Linked DNA regions of Mus musculus: region 1 is linked to region 2. A link is a loop called in an ENCODE intact Hi-C map of the cell type or tissue named here. Cell type or tissue: heart. All regions are shown on one strand. Links, peaks and the distances in the headings refer to the core of each region. The heading gives the core; the rest is flanking DNA.

Region 1 (9,535 bases), core at 2,327-4,826, 77 kb before region 2:
GGAGACTAAAAGCAATAGATAATATTTGTGAGTTAAGTCTCCATGCTAGGGTCTTTGCACCTGATGCCAACAGTCCTCCTAGGGAGACCTTAAGGTCTGTTCTTCACACACATTTTACAGCTTGAGAAATAGACTCAGAGACTCAATAATGATCTAAGGTCACATAGCAGACCTGGGGTAGGGTGGAGGTGGGGGATTCAAAGCTGGTTCTATTAGCCCAGCAAGCCCCTTCTGGGTTTCTTTCAATTTTAGTGGACGTGTAGATGCTGTGGGAACCCACAGGCCACAGTGCACATGTTGGCACGAGTACACCTGGAAATAGCTGGAGACAGGAGCTCCAGTGCTCAGGAGGCAGAGGGAGGAGATCTTCTGTGAGTTCAAGGCCAGTCTGGTCTCTATTGAGAGTTTCAGGTTAACGTGAGATACATAGGAAGGACTTGTCTTAAGTGAATAAATACATAAAAAATTTAAAAAGTATTCATGACACAGGGCTGTGGAGCCTGCTTAGACTTCTCGTATGCAAATGGACCTGAGATGTGAACCTCTGCACCCATGTGAAAAAGCCAGGTGTGGACCTAAACCCTGGCACTGGAGGAGGAGGACAGAGACAGGATCACTGGGTCTTGCAGTCACAAGCCTAGTGGACAAACATGCTCCAGGTTCAGGAGAGGCCCTGCAGAAGGGACTCCGGCCCCTGAGGACAGATCAAGGAAAAAACACTTGACATCTTTCTCTGACCTCCATCTGCACAGAGGCACTCCCCCTCCCCCCACGCACACCAGACCTCCCCTGAAGAACACATAGGAGAAACATGTGTGACCAGCAGCTGGGCCGCTGAGCCCATCAGTAAAATGGGATTCATGATACTGTTGGTTATCAACGCAGCCAGGCTGGCTGCCAGTGAGCTCCAAGGATCCTGAGTGCTGGGATTACAAAAGAGCAGTGGCCTGGCTTTTTATGTAGGTCATAGTAGCGACCAGTAGCTGATGGCTACAGCCTCTATTCCTTTGGAAAACACTGAGGCACCTATATAATCCTTCCTTCCTTCCTTCCTTCCTTCCTTCCTTCCTTCCTTCCTTCCTTCCTCTCTTCCTTTCTATCTTTCTTTCTTCCTTTCCTTCTCTCTCTCTCTCTCTCTTTCTTTCTTTCTCTCTTTCTTTCTTCTTCCTTCCTTTCTTTCTCTCTTCCTATTTCTCTTTCTTTCTTTCTTTCTTTCTTTCTTTCTTTCTTTCTTTCTTTCTTCTCTCTCCCTCCCTCCCTCCCTCCCTCCCTTCCTTCCTTCCTTCCTTCCTTCCTTCCTTCCTTCCTTCCTTCCTTCCTTCCTCCCTTCTGCTGCTTAAAAATATATTTATTTAACTTTAGTTTGTTTTTTGATAGGCATGTCTGTTTTGTCTTCATGTATGTCTATGTGCCAGATATGTTCTTTATGTCCCAGAGACCAGAAGAGGATGTGGGAGCCCCTGGGACAGGAATTGCAGATGGTTGTGAGTTGCTATGTGGGCACTGGGAATGGAACCTCTTGTCTACCAGAAGAGCAGCTGGTGCTCTTGACTGCTGAACTAGCTACGTCATGTCTAGCCTTAGTGTTTTTCATTTTTATCAATGAGCTACACTACAACTCATTACATTCATTTATTCATGTGTGTGTATGTGTGTGTGTGTGTGTACGTACATGTGTGTGTGTGTGTGTGTGTGTGTGTGGTATGTAGGATGTGTGTGTGCACGATGTGGTGTGTGTGTGCATGCTGTGGGGTATGTGTGTGTGTGTATGTGTGTGTGTGTATGCTTGCTATGGTATGAGTGTGGAACTCTGAGAGCAACTTGGTGGGTTGTCTTCTTCTGCTGCTGGGAACTGAACTTAGTTCCCCAGCTCAGCAGTGAGTGCTTTTGCTTGCCAAGCCGTCTCACCGGCCTTAGCATTCTCATAAGAGCAATATTCACTGATTAGTTTCTGCACTAGTCAAGACCCTTGCTTGAAAAACTGCAGAAGGCCAGTTCAGATCAGCTTATATAAAACCCATAAGACAAATCTTCCTCCAGAGATGGGATTTACAGGCACACTTGTCTCAAAAGCCTAGGACTTGGGGCCTGATTCACCCTTGTGGGAACATCACATCATGGCTCATAAGTAACTGTACTTACATGTCAATCAAAAATGAAATAAAAACACCAACAAAGAGTCCTGTGTTTCCCTGACCCTGGGCCTTTTAATTTCTCTTGCTTCTCCCTTACCTTTGCCAGTCTGGGCAACCATTGATCTCAGAGAAACTGACATCTTTCCTAAGCATCTCTAGTAGAGTCCTGGGGAAGAGACTCTTGCTGGCCAAGCTGGGGGACATGCAGGAGTCATCTTGGTTCAAAGGTCAAAGGAGGGCCAGCCCCACAGGATCACCTAACTTTCTCCTAAGGCATTCACAGGATCACCCTAGGCATGGCTGTTCTGGGAGGCAGAACACTTTGGTGAGGTTGAGTGTGGCCCCGTGAAGGAGAGAAGGTAGAACAACCCCCCTCTCTCCTCATAACAGATTAAAAGGTCTCTGGATGTTTCCAAATGCCCCTTGCGGGAGGAAGTGACCCCTCCAGCGCCACAGATGGAGTAAGAATGTAGAAGCGCTCTACACTTGAGTTGTAGCTCAGTGCTAGGTTACTAACCTAGTGTGTGCGAGATCTGTCAGCATCACACAGGAAAAAACTCACTGGTCAGCTTTCTGTTACTATTACAAATACTGGAGACAATGGCTTTATAAAGCAGAAAGGTTTGCTTGGGCTCATTTAGTTTCAGAGATTCCAGTCTGTGGTTGGCTGGCTCTGTTGCCAGCCTTGGACACGCCCCCAGCAACTTGAAGACCTCTTAACCATGACCACCTCTTTAAAAGTCCCATCAGGGCTGGTGAGATGGTTCAGTGGGTAAGAGCACCCGACTGCTCTTCCGAAGGTCCGGAGTTCATATCTAGCTCTCAAATTTAGGAAGTAGTTTCCCATGGGAATGGAGACTGGTAAGCCAATGGCTCCTACACTGTTAATGTCCCGAGGGGTGTACACAGCCTTACTGCTAACCTCAGCCGTGACTGAAAGTCATTGAGGCCGTTTACAGTTCCTTCAAAATAATTCTAGAAGGGAATTCATAAAAATGGGTAACATCTGGAGAGATGGCTCAGCGGTTAAGAGCACTGACTGCTCTTCCAGAGGTCCTGAGTTCAATTTCCAGCAACCACATGGTGGCTCACAACCATCTGTAATGAGATCTGATGCCCTCTTCTGGTGTGTCTGAAGAGATCGGCAGTGTACTTACATACATTAAATAAATAAATAAATAAATAAATAAATAAATAAATAAATAAATATTTTAAAAAATGGGGCTAGAAAGATGGCTCAGTGGTTAAGAGCACTGGCTGCTCCTGGAGAGGACTCAACTTCTGATCCCAATACCCTACCCACACTGCCCCTCCTGACTACCCATGTAATTTTAGTTCCAGAGGATCTGACGCCCTCTTCTGGCCTCCCAAGGCACTGCACCACATGATGTACAGCCATTTAGGCAGACACTCATACACATAAAATAAAAATAAATAAATCTTGAGAGAGAAAAAAACCAACCCAGACATATTTATTTGTAAGCCTGTGAGTTGTCTATGGATACAGTCCCAGATCCGGAGGAACTGAGAAGCCCACTTCCCGAGGCGTATTGTAAACAGAAAGGAACGCCAAGACCGGTTTGGCCACACCTTGCGCTAGGTGCGTGATCTGTCTTCGGTTATTTGATCTCTTCCGTCCTGGTTGTCGCCAATCTTAAAGACGATTAATGATGCCAGACCAATTAATGATGTATGTGAGACTCCAAAATGCCAGGGAGTTGGGGTGTTATTTAAGCTCGTTCTTCAATTATTTGACTAAGAGGCACACTTGAGTGATTTCTTTTAGAATCAAAGCCTTACTTCTCTCCCCCTCCCCCTCCTCCTCGTCCTCCCCGCTTCCTTTTCATTTGTTGGCTAACACAGAGAGAGCAATGTTATGGTAAAAGGGATCCTTTTTCATTTTTTTAGATCGTTCTGAGAGGTAAGTTTTGCTCACCTGGTTTATTGCCAATCTCTTGCGTTCCCGGTGTTGAAAAAACAGAGGGGTAAGGTAGGGCTTATTTACAGTTCAGTGGTTCCTAGAACCAACACAACTGTTCCCTCGTGGAGACAGAAATTATGTCCCAATGAAACGCACCGAATATAGTCTCAATTCTGTGACTCCGTTCCCTCTTGCTAACACTCCAACCAGTTAAATCGGGGAGATTTAAGCTCCTGGTCTTTGTCTGAACACATCGGAAAAGCCAGAAAACGTTGGAACAAATTGTGGAGCCCAGTTGTAAGCGAAGGGCGGAAAAGCAGTCCAGAAACAAATGACCTAATCCGGTGTCAGAGGCAGCGGCTTAATGACTCCTGTCTGAAGAGAGACTTCCAGGACGGGTTCCTTCCTAAGTGAGCAGGAGAAAATTGGCCTTTTTGATGTAAGGCAGTTGAGGGAAAATTTCTGCTTTTGCCTCTAGGAGTAAATGTGCTTTGATTCTGATTAGATTTGTAATTTATTAAGCTTCTCCTTGCTGTTTGCACTTAGAGATACCAAGTTTGTTCTTTCTACTTGTAGAGACAGGCTTTTTTTGGGGGGGGGGCAGGGAGGTGACATTAGTTATTGTCATTGCCCCTTAGGAGGTTTTTAGTTTTAGTTGTTTTACTTCTGAACCTTGTTGCAGGGGCTGGGAGTCAGCTGTTAGAATGCTCACCTAGCAGGCGGAGGCCCTGAGCTCAGTCAACAGAACCTTGTAGGAGTAGTGGGCTCCACTGTCCTGCCAGCGTTTGGGAGGCAGAAGCAGGAGGATCAGAAGTTCAAGTCCACCCCCAGCTTTCTAGTAAGTCCAAGGCCAGCCAGGGCTACAGGAGACCCTGTCTCAAAACAAAACAACAACACACAAAAAAAAAAATTGCGACAGGGAACACATACACTGTAGAAGTTGTAAAAACGTCTCCCAGGATGCTATCTTCTCACCAGAAGCTTTTGTGTGCATTCTGGAAAATTCCAGTGTTTATGAAGTTGGAGGCTCCACGCTGATATTTATCAGGATTTAAATTTGAATCATGCATAGCACAGGAAAAAAAAGAATGGGGGCAGGGTCTTGATTTTTATTATGTGTTTGGAGAGGCGCTTCAGTGTTTACAGTCTGGGAACAGGATCCCAGCGGAATCCTTTCTGTTGTCAGGGAGGGGCCAACATTCCCGTGTCCACCCACTCACCCAGAGGCAGCCTGGTTTTGGAGTGGAAATAACACTCTTATACCTAATAGGACCCGGGAGATCTGCCCCGACTGCCTGCCGGTTTCTACAGTTGGAAATTACAAAAGCCAGCAGCCGATATCAACCTTCTGCCTGCTGACTTGCCAGAGAATCTCCCATCTCTTTCTCTTGGGCTACAAGGACTTCCTTCCTTCTGGACAAAATACTGGCATAGCCTAGGAGGTTGCAAGTTGGTTGCTGAGTCCATTGGGGTTTTGTTTACTGGTTTTGTTCTGAGTAGAGAACAGATCTTACATTTGGAGACTTTTGGAGACACGTGTGTCAAGAGGGGAGATAGATTAGAGTGTGTGCACTGGGGTGGAGCCGGTGGGTAGAATCACAGCGCTTCTCCCAGTGTGTTTTCAGATCACATATATTGACCACACATAGTGAGCAGGATTGGTTATTGCAAGCTTTGACCTTTATAAGCACGGGCCTGGGAATAATAACTCAAATGGTTCTTCAAGGTTCCCCGAGAACTCTGACCACACCCCATTTTTAAAGCTTAACATACAAGTGACTGGAACAGATTTCTCCCGATTCCCATAGATAATGTCTCCCAAAATACTTCATCTAAGTGAGTCACCGCTCACAGACTGACCAGGAAGCCAATGGCTACTCTTTTATTTTTGAGTCACTAGGGAAAAGCTGGAAACAAGGAAATTCAGCAGGGGCTGGGGAGACGGCTCAGTTGGCAAACTGCTTGATGCACAGATATAAAGCCCTGAGTTTGATTCCTGAGAATGCATGTACAATGCCAGGCATGGTGACCTACGTCTATAATCCCAGAGCTGAGGTACCAGAGGCAAGGAGGATCCCAAGGGCTTGCTGTACCAGCTATCCAGCCTGCTTAGGAGCTTTGGGCTGGGCAGTGGTGGCACACGCCTTTAATCCCAGCACTTGGGAGGCAGAGGCAGGTGGATCTCCGAGAGATGGAGGCCAGCCTGGGCTATGCAGTGATTTCCAGGACAGTCGGGACTACACGGAAAGACTTTGTCTAAAAACAAAAAGAACCAACCAACTAACCAACCAACCAATAAACAATCAGTCCTTTTCCCCAAACCATAACAAGGTGTGTGACTCAGTCATTAAAAGCCTTTAGCTGCTCTTGTAGGGGACCCGAGTTTGGTTCCCAGCACAAATGTGAGGAAACCACATGTTACTCCACCTCCCGGAGGTCTGGCTGTCATGAGTGCCTACATATGTGTGGACACAACCACTCATAAGCACAGACTGGTAATTAAGAAAATAATAAAAAGAAAAAAATTTAAAAGTGATTTGAGACAGGGTTCCTCTGTGTATGTAGCTGTGGCTGTCCTAGAACTCACTTTGCAGACCAGGCTGGCCTTGAACTCATGTACAGATCCACCTGCTTCTTAACTGCTGGGTCTAAAAGGAGTTCACCACCGCACTCAGCTATACATCTTAAAACAAAACAAACAAAAATCCAAGGTGGATAGTTTTTGATGTCCTCTGACTTCTGAACACTTATGTACACACACATGTGCGTGGGCACACATATGTGTATGAACCCACAGGACCATTGTTCATACTCATACACACAATATCTAAGCAAAAAACAACAAGAAAGCAAATGTTCTTTGACCTTCTTTTGTGCGGAGTAGAAAAGGAAAACAGACTGGGGACTGGAGCTAAGTGCTTCGGCTCCCATAAAACCACAAATCTGGGAATTAAGAAAACAGAGGAATATTTTCTCAGTGGTAGGAACAGTCTTGATTCTTAGCAGTCGGTTTGCCTGCTCTGTATCAAGGCTCGGTGTGTGGGGTGTGGTGTCAGCACATGTGATCTTTGCCATGACCAGGGTTCTCGGTGAAAAAACGTTCCAAGGATTTATTTTATTGGATTTGAACCCACTAAAATACAGCCTTTGAGCCCTGCACAAAATCTCACTGTTCCAATACCAAATGAACCCAGAGTTCATTGTCAAGCTTGCTGGAAGGTAGGGGGCCCGTGGCACCTGTAAGTGACAGGCTATTCTAATAAACAGCTCTCAGATGGGGTGCACTAGGCACGATCAAAGTTCAAGGGCTTTTTACAGTTTCAACAGGCCCCATGGCTTCACCCTGTGTTTACTTTCATTTCTGTCTAATCAGGGTTTAAGTTCTTACAGTGTACCTCGCAGAGGAGCTCAAATTCCCCAAGCCGGTAGTAGTCACACTCCTATGGAGGGGATTTAAAGAGGATCGAGACACTATATAAACAGAATTTCCATGACTGTGTGCTTATTCTGTAGATACAGGAAGTACGATGATGTTGGATATGACCTCGATGGACACAGAGTGTTGATTGTGCCCTATCTCTGTTGTCATCAGAGGTAGGGATTTATTTTATCAGAATTAAATAAAAACACACCCTGTGGCTGCTGATAGCTACAGAGGAAGGAAAATCTATTTGTTCAGTCTTTATACTTGTGCTTCAGAAAAATTATTCTCTGGGTCATTTACAGGAACAAACTAGTCCCGGCTTCTAAGTCTAGAGGAATCTCATAGATATTCCCACCACATAATAAAAGATTCACTTTCATTTATGTGTCTGTGTCTGTGTGCGCATAAGTGCAGAAGTCTTTGGAGTCCTGGAGTTGAGGTTACAGTTGATTGTCAGCCTTTTGGTGTGGGTGCTGGGAGCGTGATTTGAGTCCCTCTGGAAGACCAGCAAGTGCTCTTAATTATTGGGCCATCTCTTCAGCCCCTATTTACAGCATGTGGTTTCTCTACCCGATGCTACTGATGGTAGCGTGGAGAACGCTGACCATGAACTGTTCTAGAAAGCAAGATTTATCTATTATCTATTGGAACTGATAATACCGTTATCTATTACTGATTTCTCAAATATTAGTTTCCCAGAAAGGTTCCTTAGACACACTTCCAGATCCCGACCAGTTCTCTCCAAGTTCTGAGCGCCACTTTTCTATAGTACACGGATTCTCTTAACACATGTACTTTTTAAAAAACATTTATTTATTATAAAGAAGTACACTGTAGCTGTCTTCAGACACACCAGAAGAGGGCATCAGATCTCACTACGGGTGGTTATGAGCCACCATGTGGTTGCTGGGATTTGAACTCAGGACCTTCGGAAGAGCAGTCAGTGCTCTTACCCTGCTGAGCCATCTCACCAGCCCCAACACATGTACTTTTATTTACTTGTTTATAAAATCTAGAACCTTATTTTATTGGGCAATAAAAATACAATATGTGCTAAAATATCAGCTTGCTAAGGAAGATGTACCCATGAGCCCAAATATGGTATTACTGTTACGGGGATGGGGGGAGGGGAGGCATATCTGACTGATTTCTGACTGGATTTGGAGTCTGCTCCACAGAAGAGGATTTCAAATCTGTTACTATATCCTAATCTAAACCTTCAGTTGAGAAGATCATGGACCCAGGAATCTGCTAGGTTATTTTGCTAAATGGACCTTGTGGTCGTTTGAATAAGAATGTGCTGCATAGGTTCATGTATTTGAGTACTTAGTCACCAGGGAGTGACACTGTTTGGGAAGGACTAGAAAGATGAGGAGGTGTGGCTTTGTTGGAGGAAATGTGTCACTGGGGATGGGCTTTGGGGTTTCAAAAGCCCACACCAGGCCCAGGGTTCCTCTCTTCCTGCTGTCTGCAGAGCTCCCAGCTACCCCTCCAGCACCATGGCTGCCTACAAGCTGCCACGCTTATGATAATGGACTGAACCTCTGAAACTGTAAGCCAAGTCCCCCAGTTAAATGCTTCCTTTTAAAGAGTTGCCTTGGCCATGGTGTCTCTCTTCACAGCCATGCAACAGTGGCTAAGATGGTCCTGTTGTCGCATTGCCTTTGAAATGTTTATGTTTATACCCACAGACCTGGCGCGCTCCCCACCTCAGTCAGAGCAGCTTGCTCTGGCAGCGGGCTGCAGGCATGGAGAGATGTGTAACGCTTCCAAGTTCAGAGATTAAGGAAGCTAGTGTTCGGCCCTAAAGGAAACCATCTGTATTGACCCTGCCAGCACCAAGGCTCAGGGGATATGCTAGAAGGAAGGGCAGAAGTGACAGGGCTGTTGTACTCATGAGCTCACAGCGCTAAGGGTTGGTTACCTGCATAGGACCTACACAAGATCACAGGAGGCAGAATTCCAGCATCAGTACAGTACATGATTCCCAGCTCCAAATCATTGGCAGGGAGCTGCTGAGGGGTGGAGAAGCCCTCACTGTTTTCCCATGCTCCA
Region 2 (9,535 bases), core at 2,771-5,270:
ATAACTTTCAGTCCACTGAGCCTTCATGTCCCAGGTGGCTTCCCGTCCTCTCTGCTTCTCAGCTGTTATCATTCCCACTCAACAGAAGAGCTCAGCAGAAGAATGAAGGTCTCTGACTTAGGGTTTTACTGCTGTGAACAGACACCATGACCAAGGCAACTCGTACAAGGAGGTTCAGTCCATTATCCTCAAGGTGGGAATATGGCAGCATCCAGACAGGCATAGTACAGGAGGAGGTGAGAGTTCTACATCTTCATCTGAAGGCTGCTAGCAGAATATTGACTTCCAGGCAGCTAGGATGAGGGTCTTAAAGACCACACCCACAGGGCCACACCCACTTCAATAGGACCACACCTTCAAATACTGCCACTCCCTGGGCCGAGCATAAACAAACCATAACAGTCTCCAACTCGTTCAAGCTCTCAGGACTATGGATCAACTGGGTAGATGGCTGATGGATTGCAACCAACACTGGCACTTAGAGATGAATGTTTTGCCGGGTGGTGTTGGCACACGCCTTTAATCCTGGCACTGAGGCGGCAGAGGCAGGTGGGTCTCTGTGAGTTTGAGACCAGCCTGGTCTGCGTTGCAGTAGGACCAACTTGAGCTTATCACTGACTATCTACAAATAGATGAGACTCAGACTGTGGTTATTTTATTTGGCTTTGACAATTACTCGGGCGTGGGAGGGGTAACCACTAACCTCCTTTTCTAACTGCTGGCCTGGTACCTCCCCCGAGGTGTGCCCCAGATACTTGCTGTTACCCTGACCATATATGCTCATGGTCAGTCTCCCCTCACGACAGCTTCCTCCCCTCCTCCTCTCCCTCCTCCTCCTCCCTCTTCTTTCTACTCCTCCACGTTCTCCTCCTCTTTCTCTCCCTCCTCTCCTTCCTCCTTTTCTTTCTCCTCCTCCTCTCCCTCCTTCCCCCACCCCCTTTTTCCTTCTCCTCCTCTTGGTTTCTCTTCTCCATCCCAACCAGGTAACTCAAAACCCACCTACCTCTAATCTCTCCAGACATTGGCTGTAGTCAATTTTATTTTAACCAATAATTTTAAATTAAGGAACAAGGTTTGCATAATAAAAGCATGTGAACAGAATTCAGTCACAGGCCTAGATCTCTGGTAAAGAATTTAGCATTATAATACATAGCAACAGAGCAAACCTTCCTGCTACAGAGTGAGTTCCTGGACAGCCAGGGCTGTCTCTGCAAATAAACAGTAAACAAAAACAAACAATAAAAAAATAAATGAATGTTTTGGTAGGTATCTTTTTTTTTAAAGGATTTATTTATTTTACTTATATGAGTACATTGTAGCTGTCTTCAGACACACCAGTAGAATGCATCAGATCCTATTACAGCTGGTTGTGAGCCACCATGTGGTTGCTGGGAATTGAACTCAGGACCTTTGGAAGAGCAGTCATTGCTCTTAACCCCTGAGCCATCTCTCCAGCCTGGTAGGTATCTTTTTTAATGGTTAAATTCGTTGAAAGGTTTTATCTAAGTGGGTATATCTGTTTTATATACAAAGATTTTTTTAAAATTATGTTCATGTGTTTGTATATGGGTTTATATGTGCACATGAGTACAGTGTCCCCAGAGGACAGAAAGACTCTGGATTCTCTCAAGCTGGACTTACAGGCAGTGGTGATCTGCCCTGTGTGGGTGCTAAAAACATGACTTGTATCTTCTATAAGAACAGTATGTGCTCCAAACTACCAAGCCATCTCTCCAGAAATATCCAGTGGCTATTTCTTATAGTTGTTACTTAAGCTTAAAAAGAACGTGCTGTATTTTGTGATTAATATCTGATGGATAATCAGCCACTTGGCAGATATTGCCCAAATTGTGTTTTATTAGACCTTACTTGAAACCAAAATGCCAGATTAATTATGTCACCTTCTATGGCTACCTGTAGGGAGAAGGGGAGAGAGAGGGAGAGAGAGAGGGAGAGAGGGAGAGAGAGAGAGAGAGGAGAGAGTTTGTGGGTGTCTGTTGGGGATCAGAGTCGTCCTCACGCTGAGATGTTTTCTGCCACAGAAACTGTACTGCCAGCTTATAGACAGCTTCAGATTCTTACAGCGGACTCCTTCACATCCTGGAAGATCAGTTCTATGCTGTCTCCTGGCCTCTGGCCTCCAAGGCACGCTACCCAGCCAGCCATATTGAACTACTTACCGTCCACTCTGGGAGGATTCTATACTTCGGCACTCCCTGTTCCTCTGGGAACCCTTGGCCAAGCCTTCTTCATTCTTCTTGGATGAGCTCAACTGTTCCCTCTGTGAAGGCCACCCTCCACTCAAGCGGCCTGGAGCCGTGCTTTCTCTCAGTCCCACAATGTCACATCCTCACACGGTCCTCACGACTTTTCTCATTCCTTCCTGCATCTCCTGTAGGCTTTTAAGAGCAGATGTTGGCCTGGCTGGGGCTGTAGCAGAGGGCTTTCCTGCCATGCACAAGATCTCAGGTTTGATCTTCAGTACCACATGAACTAGCTACAATGACACATGCTTGTAATCCCTACACTCAGGAGGCAGAGCCAGGAAGATCGGAAGTCTAAGCTCATCCTTGGCTACGTAATGAGTTCAAAGCCAGCCCAGTATACTTGAGACTCTGTCTCTGAAACATAAAAGTAATGGTTTTGGTTGGGTTTCAGCCTGGGTCAACACCGTTGTTACTCTCTTTGGGCTCAGTTATTTTTAATCTGTAAAATGGGGGAGTAAACAAAGTATTGACTGCACAGCACCTGACTTCTAGTGAGGGTCCATGCTAGCTCCTGGTATCTTCATTCTCAGACCACACACCCAGTGGGTGCTTCGTGGTGTGGTCTCTCAGGGGTTTTCCGAATTTCTCCTACATTGGAACTGCCTGGAGGCTCCTTAGGGACACCGGTGGCTGGGTCCCGCTCTGGGGACTTTAGGTCAGAGTGTCTGGATTAGAGTGTGAGGGCCCTGTATCCCTATTAAGCTTCTCTGTCAGTGCGGCATCTGCTGGTTCAGGACAAACGACCGAGAGCCCCTGAGCTGGCCACCTGGTACATAGATGTGATTAGCATGATCAAACATTTGGAGCGGAGCGAAGCTCACCGGCGCATATGCTCACCCACTCTCAGGCCTAGTGGGCCCATCAATCTAGCAGCTCAAATGGCATTCACTGAGCACCTGCTAGGCCCATGCTAGACCACCGGACAGTGTCTATGAAGCACAGAGAGGCAGTGACCTAGAGAAGCCCAGCGCCTAACGACGGTGCTGTGGTGGCTGAGCCTTGGCTCACACGGGTCCTGTTAGCAGAAACTTCATAGGCGTGGTTGGTTTGGGCATTCCTGTCAGCTGCTGTAGTCATCGTAGCTGCCTTCTCAAGGCCGAGTTCACTCAAACAGTCAGGTGAAACTGATTCTAATAATCCCATAATCCCCTTGCCTAGAAGGGCACTTATCACCTGTCACTAGTTGTAGTCCAAAGTTAACCCATAGAACAAGGCAGAGCAAAGCCTTTCGGGACCAGAGCCAGGCTGTGGCACAACACCTGTTATATGTAAGGATGCATTTCATTGTCAAGTCAGAACAATCTCTGAGAACCAAAGCCAAGGCTGTCGCAAACACCATGCGTCAGATAAATAAATACCCTTTTGGCTAGTATTAGTTGTTCATGGGAATAGGGGGCTTCTGTTTCTTAGACTCCGGCTTTCCTGTGCAGGAATGGCTGCTATTTTACTGAGTACTGATTGTGTGAGACCCACTGCACTGTTAATGGTGATCACTGCAAGCCCACTATCGCTATCTCCTTATTACAGTAGGAAGCAGAGATGCTAATTCACCCGACCGATAACATGCGTACTCGCGTGCACGTGCACGTGTGTGTGTGTGTGTGTGTGTGTGTGTGTGTAGGGGGGGCGCAGGTTGTGGGAAATTATAGAAGCAGTCAAAGGTTGCTCGAATGCTTGGCAACCACACATTCTCCCAAAAGCTTCTTGCAAGGTGGGACAGAAAGGACCAGAAATCTCACCTGGCTCCTCCTTGTTTGAAGGGCTGTGGGGATCATAGATAGCAACTGACCTGCCCGGTTTCTCTCAACTCTTCCCGTTTTCTTAGTGAAACCTGACAGTATTCTGGAAGTTAGTCAACAGACAGACTCTTGGTTCAATTTCCTGGGTAGGCAATATAGTCGGAAGCAGCTTGGTCAGTCTGCGGAACCCAGTTCCTGGGCGCCCCCATGTGGTCGGATTACGTAAAAGGCGTTTGAATGATGGTGTCACTCCCAAGACATGAGCTCCTTCAAAGGCAATAGTTGCCAGCTGGGGCCATTTTGTCAGGAAGCACCTATTTGGAAATCTGAAACAAATGCACACAGGGTCCCTGCCAATCAGCTCCTAAGAAGATGTAAGGAAACACTTAAAGTCCGCGCAGGGAGGTGGGGGACGAAGGGGGGGAATGGAGGGGGGAAGGGGAGAGGGCACACAGCTGAAACTTAGATAAACGCATCAAGAAGGCTGTGTGTGCGATCCTGTCAGGCAGCGTGACCTGTATCCTGGTTTCTGTTAAATCATGTGGTTGGCTTCCGCCTGGCAAGTGAGAGGCCCCAGGGTGCAGAGGAGCGGGAGGTAGCTTTATGGGTGGCTACACAGAAGCCAAAAAAAAAAACAAAAAAACAGTCTAACCTCTGGAGAATCGACCCCTGGCCCAGTGTCTCTGCCTCCACTACAGACTGAAGAATCAATGTCTGGACGTTGCTTGCTGTCCTTTCCCCCCTTGTTGCTAACAGGCAGTCTTTCAGGGGCCCACGCTGCTCCACAATCCACAGAGTAAACACAGTCCTGACCAGGGACAAACCCGACTCTGCACACTGTGCCAAACTGCTTACTTAAGGGCTCTAAAGAGAACGCCGAGAGTGGTTGAAGCTGAGCCCCGTCAGCAACCCAGCCCTAATCTTGGGGTTTGCACCGTGGGAAAGTGGGTAACTGCTGCCCTTTCCCTCTCCTTCCTCACAAGCAGGACAGGGAAGGATTTTCTCTTCCATTTGTGTTCATTACCACGCTGCTGCCCCTCCACCCTTGTACCGCTGGAAATGGAACACAAGGCCCCGTTTGTGCTGGGCCAGTACTGTAGCTCTGAGCTACACCCTAAGCTCCAGTTTATTGCTCCAGGACCTGGCTGGGGCTCTGGGACAGAAGAGACCACACCTGCAAGTCCTGGATGTGGACACCTAGCCTTCTTCTGGGACTTTGGGGGGAGCCAGAGGGGTACGTTCTGGACTTTTAAAATCTAATGAGACCCCCACTGCTCTGGGTGTGTGTGTGTGTCTGGACTATATCTGGATTGTTTGACTGTTTGCATGGTGCTTGGGGGGTAGGGATTGAGAGAGAGAGAGAGAGAGAGAGAGAGAGAAGAGGGGGAGGGAGGGAGAAACAGAAACAGAGAGAAACAGAGAGAGAGAGAGAGAGAGAGAGAGAGAGACCTGTGTTTAATGAGCTACAAACAAAACAGTCTCTCTCTGGCTTTCTTTTTCCCCTCCTATTTTTTGGCAGCTCTTTAGGTTTGTGGCTCCTTCCCCCCCCCCCGCCCCCCTCCCCAGGATGAATCCAAGAGTGGCCTCGGGCTGCTGGGAACAACTGCTCCTTTGAGTGAACTCTTTTATGGATATTAGGCAAACAATTTCTGTCAGCAGGAACTGGGAGGCATCACTGAGAACATGCATGCACGTGTGTGTGTGTGTGTGTGTGTGTGTGTGTGTGTGTGTGCACTTGCATGTGTGTGTGTGTAACTTGCACGCACAATGCCGGGCATCTCATCTCACTAGCTCCATCCTTGGGAAAGGCACGTCTTCTTGGCAAGAGAGAGGAGACACTTCCCTGAGCACCTACAAACAAATCAGCGAATCATTAACCGACTCATGGTGACAACGGGCACCTTTGTCCCTCTCCTCCCGCACGCACGTCTTTACTTGGTTTTTCTTTGGGGCTAGGATTCTGGGTTGTTTCGGTGCCTGTCAGGTTTGCTTCTCACTCCTCACTCCACCTGCCAGAGCTTGGTTGGGCTCTGTGGGCCGAGCTCTCAGTTTCTTGCCCCCTCTTTGTCCTGTGAACTTTCTGTGCGATTTAGGGAGTGCCTTGCTGGGGCAGTTAGTGAACTCTGCATCAGAGAAAGGATTGCAACGGAAAACGCAACCTTCACAGGAAGCACAAAACTTGCTTCTTAAACTACAGCTGGGTTTACGGTCCCAGCAATAAATCACTGAGTTTGTGGCTTAAATTTCCTGGCCTTCATAAAAACAAAAGCAAACCACAATTTCATTAAGAGTGCCCTCTTCTTCAGCCTAGGAGAAGGGAGGGACCAGGAATAAACACCCGGGAGGGGCTTTGCTGAGCTTCTCTCAGACAACCCCTCTCCCATCCCAATTTAGAAACTGGAGGTTGCTATTGCCTGGTGGCCAGAGTCAGTCACTCCCCACTGCTTCTGCGCCTCCCAATCCTGCCTGTTAATGTCTCTCATCTCAGCCTGAGGCGCCGGTGCCCTGTAAGGTGAAACTGGCCAACTTCCTCTACAGGCTGAGCTAGCCCAGAGGCTGGCAAAAGGTCACAGCAGGCGTCACCCCCAGGGATCTGCAGACAAAGGAACTGACAGCTGGCTGGTCTCATTGGTGTCAACTCAGAAGGACTGGGTAGTGTGGCCACTTCTCCCCCTCTTCCAGTTTTCCCAAGGTGCTTTTAGCACCCTACCCCAATCTTTCCAGCAAAACCTTCTAGCATGGTACGGGACTCTGAACCCGGCAAGGAACAGACAGTGATTTCCAAATCAGGTCCTGAGGATCCAGGAAACAAGTTTAGCTTAAAGGAAACCACTGCTGATCTGTATTTGAAACCCAGAATCCAGTCAGTGTGCTGGCAGGCCCCAGGCCCCAGGCCACACTGCCTTACTTCCTCCATATCTGGGGGCCTCACAGACATGGCTGCTCTCTGGATACATTTACCAGTTTTCCAGTCTGTTCTGTCCTAGGTGTGGTTCCTGTGCTCTCATTCACGCTAGGACAAGATAGATGGCAATGTTTATTTCTGACCCCTGTGAGACAGTCTCATGTTCTGCGTGCGTGTGTGTGTGTGTGTGTGTGTGTGTGTGTGTGCATGAGCGTGCATGTGTGTGTAAAACCTGCCAGTGTGTGTGTGTGTGTGTGTGTGTGCAAATTTGCTAGTCTGGCAAGAATGAATATATTCTAAAGGGACACCCGCGATCCTCTTTGACTATAGACTATGGAAACAACCAATCTCAGAAAGTTAAAATTTCCCCAGGAGACCCCAGGAGGAGAAGGAAAAGGCTGAAGCCCTGGGGTGGGGGTGGGGGATGGAGAGGGAGGGAGGAGAGGGCTGGAGGAGGAGTTTACTGGAGAGAGCATCACTGCTCCTAGGAGAGACTTGGAGCTGAGGTAGAGGTGAGCAGGGAACCGCCCCTGGGCTGAACTGCTTGGCTATGCAGTCCTGTTTTCGACTTGAAGGACCTTGAAGGCAGCCTGTGGGAGGCAGGAGAGACTCTTGAATCTTTCTCCCTCTTCCCAGTGTGGCCACATGGAAGAATCTGTTTTTTAATATTAATTTGGCTCTTTTAATTGGCTTATGAAAGACTGGAGGTCAAACCTGGTTTGCTAGGGCAGAGGCTGTGAACTGATCATATGTGCACACCAATGTATTCCTGCCTATATGAGTTTGCAGTATGAATGTTCACGAACACAGAGTCGTGTGTGAGAGTATATCTGGACACGTGTGTGGGCATTCATAGTGTACACTGTCTTCCAGCTGCTTACAAAGACGCAGCCCTTGTAGAGAGCGTTGTCAGCGAGCTGCACTTGAAGTTTAGAATCAAAAGCTTTTCTAAAATGTAATATTTTTTTATTAAATTGGGAAAAGAAAGGTACAATACAGATGACTATCAGTCAATCATATGGTACTTGGCAATTCCATCTTAATGGATTCACAGTCCAATTCAGTTCTCTGTACAAGAATTAAAAAAAAAAAACCACCTCAAGTATTCGCATAATCTGTCAATTTTTATTAACTGGGTTAGGGGAGGGTTTTTATCAGAGCACATTATGAAAACATTAGGACATTACAGACAGGCGTGAGATAAGCGTCAGACCGAACAGATGAAGCAAGTCCCTCAGCCATCTGAGAAACATTAATAATGAAATAGTGCAGAAACAAATCTTTGTTAGGGGTACCGGATGCAAAGGGAAAAAGCAGAGATCCTGGCGCCCCCTTGTGTTGCAAAATGAACCTGCACCTTTATTTCATTTTGCTGTTTCCCTTTTGAAGTTGGGAATTCATGCCCTTGTCCCTGTGCCCCAGAAGTAATTGTTTCCCCAAATCCTAGCAAGCCCTCTCCAGCAAATCACTTCCCCATTCACTGATAACTTCCAAGGACCCTATTTGAAAACCAATTCTTGCCCATTCTTCTTTACAGCCCACACATCCTGTTCCAAAAGTTGGCAGACGCCCAGCGTAGATGCCTGCCCTGAGTCCTCCTTCCCCCAAGTGTGAAATGAAATAAACCAGTCTTCCCTTCCCCTCTTCAGGCTTAGAGGATGTGGCAAGAGTGGCTACAAATCCAGATATTCTTTGTCTCATAAGCACTTTTCTTCTGCATCTTACTGGATACCTGCCATTTTTTCATAACTTAACACAAATGCCTTTATCTACCTACTTCCTCCCCCACCTGGCACTCACCAGCTCCCTTGGATCAACTGGTCAACCTGCTAAGCCATTTTTACACTTAAATGCCAGGAAAGACTGGACCAGAGACGTAAATAATACACCTCGATCTACAACAATTCAGGTTGAAGTTGTAGGCAGAATTTCATTGGCTGACCAGAAGAAGAAGAAGAAAAATATATACACAGTGTGGGTCTGGACAGTAGATGGAGTGGGAGGAGAACCCAGTGGGAACTGGGTGATTTTGTTTACTTGGATTTTCCAACTGGTCCGATGGAGACCGGGTCCGTTTGCACCTGAGCATCCGACATCCGCTTTGGTCCCTGGAGAAAAACATAAAGCAGCCAGCGTGAGGCCAACAGCAGCGAGGGGGACTTATCACGTGCTTATTCTACGTAAATATGACAGTGCTCATGGGCGGATGTCTAGCTTTAATACCTAGCGACGTTGCTTCCTGGGTTTGTGAAATCCTAGACACATTATGATTTGATTTTAAAATGGGAGTGCTCAAACCCAACTCTGAGAGGTGCTCCCAGATAAAGTGTGCTCAAAGTGTGACACATATTAGAGCAGTCCTGGGGTCGGGGGTCAGGGGTCAGAGGCCAGGGTGGGACTTGCTATTCTAGTTCATTCTACATCCCTAGCCACTGTCAATAGCTCATTCTTTCAGGTTCTAACAAAATGGTGCCCTGATTTGTTCCCCAGCACTATCTGAAGTGACCTTACTCTGTTTGACCTGACATCCTCCTCCTCTGTGGGTTCAGTCTGCTGCCTCCTCGGGACCATTCGAGTGCCCCGGCATGTGGAGGTTGCACCTCACTACTGTCCCAGTGTGGCAG

The links. A loop is a pair of places that touch in the nucleus more often than their neighbours do. Peaks named below come from ENCODE experiments on the same cell type or tissue, not always from the same donor. Only the 100,000 strongest peaks of a DNase experiment are listed, where the experiment ranks them.
Region 1: a loop joins it to region 2, with 1.9 times the contacts of the local background. A loop is called at or near these places in 8 of 42 quality-filtered maps.

What each region holds. Positions count from the first base shown.
Region 1 is chr2:170,263,026-170,272,560 of GRCm38, forward strand. No RefSeq gene overlaps it. Among named protein-coding and RNA genes, the nearest start is that of Gm34542, 51 kb to the right of the region's middle. In heart, for the core only: a CTCF peak has its summit at 3,522 (motif pointing left); no DNase peak of the experiment used is centred there; H3K4me3 peaks cover 1,388 bases; H3K27ac peaks cover 1,316 bases.
Region 2 is chr2:170,339,130-170,348,664 of GRCm38, forward strand. It overlaps Bcas1 (breast carcinoma amplified sequence 1), which reads right to left. Exons shown (of 13, transcript NM_029815.2): 13 at 7,862-9,019. The coding sequence ends at 8,945. Among named protein-coding and RNA genes, the nearest start is that of Gm39999, 6.3 kb to the left of the region's middle. In heart, for the core only: a CTCF peak has its summit at 4,215 (motif pointing left); a DNase peak (open chromatin) is centred at 4,232; H3K27ac peaks cover 604 bases.